Regions from separate parts of the Homo sapiens genome. Here region 2 is linked to region 1. Evidence: read pairs that join two places in POLR2A ChIA-PET (ENCODE). Cell type or tissue: MCF 10A. All regions are shown on one strand. Links, peaks and the distances in the headings refer to the core of each region. The heading gives the core; the rest is flanking DNA. Region 1 has its middle 28 kb from the start of C1orf116. Region 2 overlaps CD46 (CD46 molecule).

What was found. ChIA-PET counts read pairs that join two places held together with the same protein. Peaks named below come from ENCODE experiments on the same cell type or tissue, not always from the same donor. Only the 100,000 strongest peaks of a DNase experiment are listed, where the experiment ranks them.
Region 2: POLR2A ChIA-PET joins it to region 1 with 5 read pairs; 1 of 35 experiments calls an interaction of 5 or more read pairs at or near these places.

Annotation. Positions count from the first base shown.
Region 1 is chr1:207,003,590-207,006,505 of GRCh38, reverse strand. It overlaps the pseudogene TRP-TGG5-1. Among named protein-coding and RNA genes, the nearest start is that of C1orf116, 28 kb to the left of the region's middle. In MCF 10A, for the core only: a CTCF peak has its summit at 1,332 (motif pointing right); a DNase peak (open chromatin) is centred at 1,335.
Region 2 is chr1:207,754,029-207,756,944 of GRCh38, reverse strand. The region is part of intron 1 of CD46 (CD46 molecule); the gene reads right to left. Among named protein-coding and RNA genes, the nearest start is that of CD46, 3.4 kb to the right of the region's middle. In MCF 10A, for the core only: no CTCF peak of the experiment used is centred there; a DNase peak (open chromatin) is centred at 1,464.

The DNA of each region.
Region 1 (2,916 bases), core at 324-2,823:
GATTTATCTCACTAGCTCTTTGGATATTCAGTGAAGAGGAAAGGTAAAAGGAAGGGTATTCAGAAGATTGGAATAAGAATTGCTCATCTCAGTGATTTAAGGAGAGTGGGAACTTCGTAGGTGAGCAACGAATTAATTGGAACTGATAAAGTCAGAGGGAGAAATGGCTGATGGCAAACACCCAGCACAGGCAACAGCTCAGGGAGCACATCTGGCCTGTCCTGGGTGGGGAAATGTCTGCCTGTCCTCTGTCCTCCTCCATCCCTGGGTCCACCTGCCCCTCACTGTCACCATCCTGCCACCTGATAGCAATCACCATCTCTTCCACAAGCCCAGAACTCCTGAGTAAAAAAACCACCTCCATAGTCACAATCTCATTTGGGTCTCAAAATGAAAAAGATACGGAAGATTAGATTTTAAATGTTATTTTACAGATGAGGAGACTGAGGTTCCTGGAGGCTAAGTGACTGACCGAAAGTCCCAGAGTGGTACTTCCAGGGCTAAAACCTAGCTGCCCTGACTTCCCGCCCAGGCTGCTTCCCCGGCTCTAACTGCATCTCCTGAGACTCTGCTTTGGATTCTCCTCTCCACGTGACTCCACACTGGACACTTTTCCTAGGATGGACCCTTCACTGCTCCTGACTTCATTGCTGGACTTGTTAGAGCAAAGCCCACCTCAACGTGCCCACCATCAGGCTTTTAGAGCTGGGCCCTGGAGGTGGGCATACTTACTTTAGCTCAGGAAAGTCTCTGTACCCAAATCCACCACCCTATGACTTCCCTGCTGCTGCAGTAACTTCCTAACTAGGATCCCTGCCAGCTGTACCTTGAAATATAGAGGAAAGGTTGCTGGATCTGGAGGCAAAACACTCAAGCATTAGTTCTGGTTTCTATCTAGATAAGTAACCCTGGGTGAGTTAATCAACTCTTTTAACTCCAGCTTCTTTATCGGCAAAACTGGGATAATAATACATACCATGCAGTGTAGTTGAGAAGATTAAACAAGCTGTCTTTTGGAAAGGACCTGCAAGGTGGACAACAAATGCTACTATTCTTTCCCTCCATTCTTCTATTCTTCCTCCCTCTTCGCTTCCCCTGCCTTCCTTTTCTTTCCTCTTTCTTACAGTTTATCCCACACAACACTCGCAGGCTGATCTTCCCTGAACTTTACTCACACCAGACTGCTCCCTTGGTCAGAAATCTGGAATGATTTCCCATTGCCAAGCCCAATGGCATCTCTCTTTTCCATGCAGGTCCTGTGGCTCCTGGCACCACCTCTCCTCCCCAGGCTTCCTCTCCTCCTAACTAGGAACGTGCATCGTCCAGTAGGTGGCGTACCCATACATACTGACTTGCTCCTTTCTGTTCTTGCTTCTGTCATCTCATCCTCCGGGAATGTCCTTTCCCACCTCTCTTTCCCTGGAGGCTTCCCTCACTGCTCCTTGGATCTCTCTCTTCTCTGATTTCCAATTTCACTCACTGTCCATATCAATTTCCTTGGCATGAAATCAGAGGAAACTATGTCTTCAGGTTGTTTCCTATGTGCCTATCTTCTTCAACTGTACGGCCTGTTCCTTGAAAACAAACAAAGGTCTTTTACCTCTTTGAGTTCCCCATCAGGCCAGGAGAGCTCAGTGGTGATGGGATGAGATCTGGACTCACACCTCTAGGCCTGGGTTCAAATCCCAGGTCTAGCGCTTATAACCTATGTGATTTGGGAAATCCTATGTTTTTCAGCTTTAAAAGAAATTATTTAGCCAGGCATGGTGGCTCACATCTGTAATGACAGCACTTTGGGGGGCCGAGGTGGGTGGGTCACTTGAGGCTAGGAATTTGAGACCAGCCTGGCTAACATGGTGAAACCCAGTCTCTACTGAAAATACAAAAATTAGCTGGGCATAGTGGCACACACCTGTAATCCCAGTTACTCGGGAGGCTGAGGCATGAGAATCACTTGAACCCAGGAGGCAGAGGTTACAGTGAGCTGAGATCGCGCCACTGCACTCCAGCCTGGGTGACAGAACAAGACTCTGTCTCAAAAGAAAAAAAAAGAAAGAAAGAAAGAAAAGAAATTATTTAACTTCTTTATCAGAAGTTTGCTTTGTTAACATATTTGTCCATTGAATAAATATTTGTTGATTACCTACTTGTGCCAGGCCTATGCTTTTCAACATATATGAGCTCATCTAATTCTCATAATCTAATGTGATAACTTTAGCCCTGGGACTCCAAACTCTAGCATCAAATTTGTGGAAATTAAATTAATTAAGTGTTCATATGGAAGTGCACCATGCTGGACACATTGTAGGTGCCCAGCAAGTCTTTGCTGAATCTGAGTGTTAGTTATTAAATTGAATCAAATTGACTCACTCATCCACAGTACTGAAGATATTATAGTGAATAAAACTACAAGCTGGGTACAGTGGCTCATGCCTGTAATTCCAGCACTTTGGGAGGCGAAGGTGGGCAGATCACGAGGTCAAGAGATAGAGACCATCCTGGCCAACATGGTGAAACCTCGTCTCTACTAAAAATACAAAAAATTAGCTGGGCGTTTTGGCACACACCTGTAGCCCCAGCTACTTGGGAGGCTGAGGGAGGAGAATCGCTTGAACCCGGGAGGCAGAGGTTGCATGAGCCGAGATCGCACCACTGCACTCCAGCCTGATGACAGAGCGAGACTCTGTCTCAAAAAAAAAAAAAGAACTACAAAATGCTTCTGTCCTCATAGAGCATTCAGTCCAGCAAATGAGACAGACAGTAACAACGGTAATTGTAAATTACACTTGTGATACATGCAATATAGGGAAAGCATGGTGTACTCTGAGAGCCCATGAGGGAACCTAATGCCGGCTACTGTGTCAGAGTAGATTTCTCTGCAGAAGATCCTGAGCTCAGATCTCGGGATCTGAATAA
Region 2 (2,916 bases), core at 179-2,678, 750 kb before region 1:
CTGGCAGCAGGTAGTACAGAAAAAACAGAAAGGCCCTTGGCAAGATTTTAAATGACTGTTCCATGCTTTTACCTGAGTGCTCATAGCAGTGGAGGAAATGGGACTTGCATGTTTTAAGTAACATCCTATTAGCTTTTGGTTTGTTTGGGAATAAACATTCGACAATAAACTGAAGAGACAGCATTAATGTCTTTGATCTTAAAATATATATGGATGCATCTTTCCCCACATTTTTCTAAATTCATTTCAAAAGTAACTTCTCCTCTAAGAAGTCTTCTACAGTATAGAGTACTCTGCTCAGATTGTTCTTCCATAGTTTAAAACACTAACTTATAACAGCTTGTCACTTCAGGGTGTCTTCTCTTAAAAGGCAAGTTCCTGGGGGTCAAGAACCATGTTCTTCTTTTTCTACTATACTCACCTTGTGGGTGCACAAGAAATGCTGACACTGACAAACTCTATCTGCAAATAAGTATTCAAGAAATTGTCTGCTACCGTGCCTGGGAAAATCAAAACAACCCTAGTTTGGATTCATGTTGTGCTAAGTCAAACAAAAGGCTCAAGTTGCCCTAAAAGGACAGGTAATAACGTGAAAGTCTGAATTTATGATGGTGAGTGTTTACTCCTGATGAGTCTGTTGCTTTTCAGAATTACTCACCCTGTGATTTAATCCTCTTCCTTCTTTCTTGCCTCCTTTGCCCTACTCTGCCACACTGAATAGCTTGGCAGTCCAGTAGTGTCACATCTTGGTGCCTTTGCTCACCTTGCTTCCTCTGCTCTGAATACCCTTCCTCCCTGGCTGGTAGCTACAACTCCTGCTCAACTCATCTTCCTTAATCCACCCATCATCTCCTCCAGGAAGCATTTTCTGCCTCCCCCTGGGAAGCAGTGATCAGTCACCTTCCCCTGGACTCTCCCCTGCATGGATCTCTCAGGTAACTATCACATGCTTTTGTGTTTAATAGTTAACAAGGCCAACTCCATTCATCCATGTGGCCACAACACCCAGCACAATATGTCACTCAGAGTAGCTATTCAAAAAAAATTTGGTATTCAAAATCCACTGCTGTCAAACACAAAACAATGTGAAGAATATATTGTAATCAATTTCATATTGAAAATAATCATTCTACAGCACAATGGAGAAAGAAGATTAGGCCATTTCTTGTGCTGCCTATCTCCCAGTCTTCTGGTATCCTGGCAGGTGACCAGATATGGACTGCTCTCTTTGCATTGTAGTATGCCCAGTAAGGAAACTGAGACGCTACTGTGTAAGTGCTTACTGATCTTGGCTTCTTTCACTGGAAATAAGGAAAACACCTAAAATAGGCAGAAGAGACCACGCACAACAGGAGATTGCGGGTTTTGTCCAAAAAAGCAGCTCCTCTTCTGGAGGAATGAGACTGGCCTGAAATTTGATACATGTTTCCTTCAACTATCTGGAACCATTTGGCAACTACCTTTGAGAGGGCAGGTCTCCCATGCACAGCACTGTCTGCTTACGAAACCTTCTCCTTGTGAGAGTGAGTTGCTCCAAAAATTGAATGTTTATTTTAATTCACGTATTCTCTCTGCCTAGCATCGTGACTTCTCATTTTTACTTTCTCTAGGTTTCATACCTGTCTTGATTTACCCTTATGAACCTCAAACTTAACCTTGCTTTTCCTTCTCTTCATTCTTAGTTTTGTTATTTTCCATGTTGCACCCTATTCATTTCATAATTCTATGTTCCTCTATTTCAAATCGCTTTCATTATCTTCTTCAGCTTCCTATTTTGTTTCTTTTTTTGTTTGTTTGTGTGTGTATGTGTGTGTGTTTTGTTTTGTTTTGAGACAGGGTCTCTTGCTCTGTTATCCAAGCTGGAGTATGATCAGGGCTCACTGCAGCCTTGACCATGAGGGGCTCCAGTGATCCTCCCCCTTCAGTCTCCCAAGTAGCTAGGACCACAGGCATGCAACATCACACCTGGCTAATTTTTTTTTTTTTTTTTTACATGTTTTGTATAGGTGAGGTCTGCTTATGCTGTCCAGGCTGAACTTCTAGCACTAAGCCTATTCTAAACATTAATCTTAAAAGAAAAAAAAAAAAGTCCTTTTGTTTTCTTCTTATCACCACTACTCCCTACTCCCATTACCCTCCTTCAAAATGAACGTTTTAATGATCAGTGAGATGCAAGACTGAAGTACTGGAAGCCCTGCAGAGTCAACAAATAGGGGAGACAGATCCTTTCTGGCTCTCAGCTGCCACTGCCCTAGCTTTTTAGGTACCGCAGAAAGACCATCCTGAGCATAGCTCTTTAAAGAACCTTCCTCTTGGAGGCAGGAGGAACTTTTTCCTAGGCTCTAAGCCCCAGCCAAATAGTATATTTAATTTTCTGGTATTTAACAGATACAGAGGTAAACAAATCGGGCTTTTGGAACCACAAGTGCGACAAGACAGACAGGATCCCTGCATTCTGACAGGGTGAGACAAAGAACAGAAAAGGTCATTTTAAAAGGGTGATTACAAGTGAAGAGGGACTTGAACTGGGTTGTATGTGTTCAACCTGAGATGGGGGGGTCGCGAGGTGGGGTGATCAGAGAAGGTCTCTGAGGGTGTAACATTCCAGCTGAGTTTGCAGAAGAGCGAGACTGTTTCTGCAGCAGGTCAGGAGGAGAATGTTCCTGGGCTGAGGGAACAGCAAGCACAGATGCCCCAAAGTCTGTTTGATGAGCAGAGAAGCCTTCCCTCTCTCCAATCATTTGTTAAATGCTGTCAGATTTATATCTGAAAATTATACTGCTTGCCTCCAGAGCACTTCCCTTGGTTCATAATTTATTTGTCACTATTATGTTTTGGATTTTAATGTCTGCCAATCCCAATACATTTTAGCAAATAATTTATTGGTTATCTACTGTGTTCCCGGCACTGAGCACT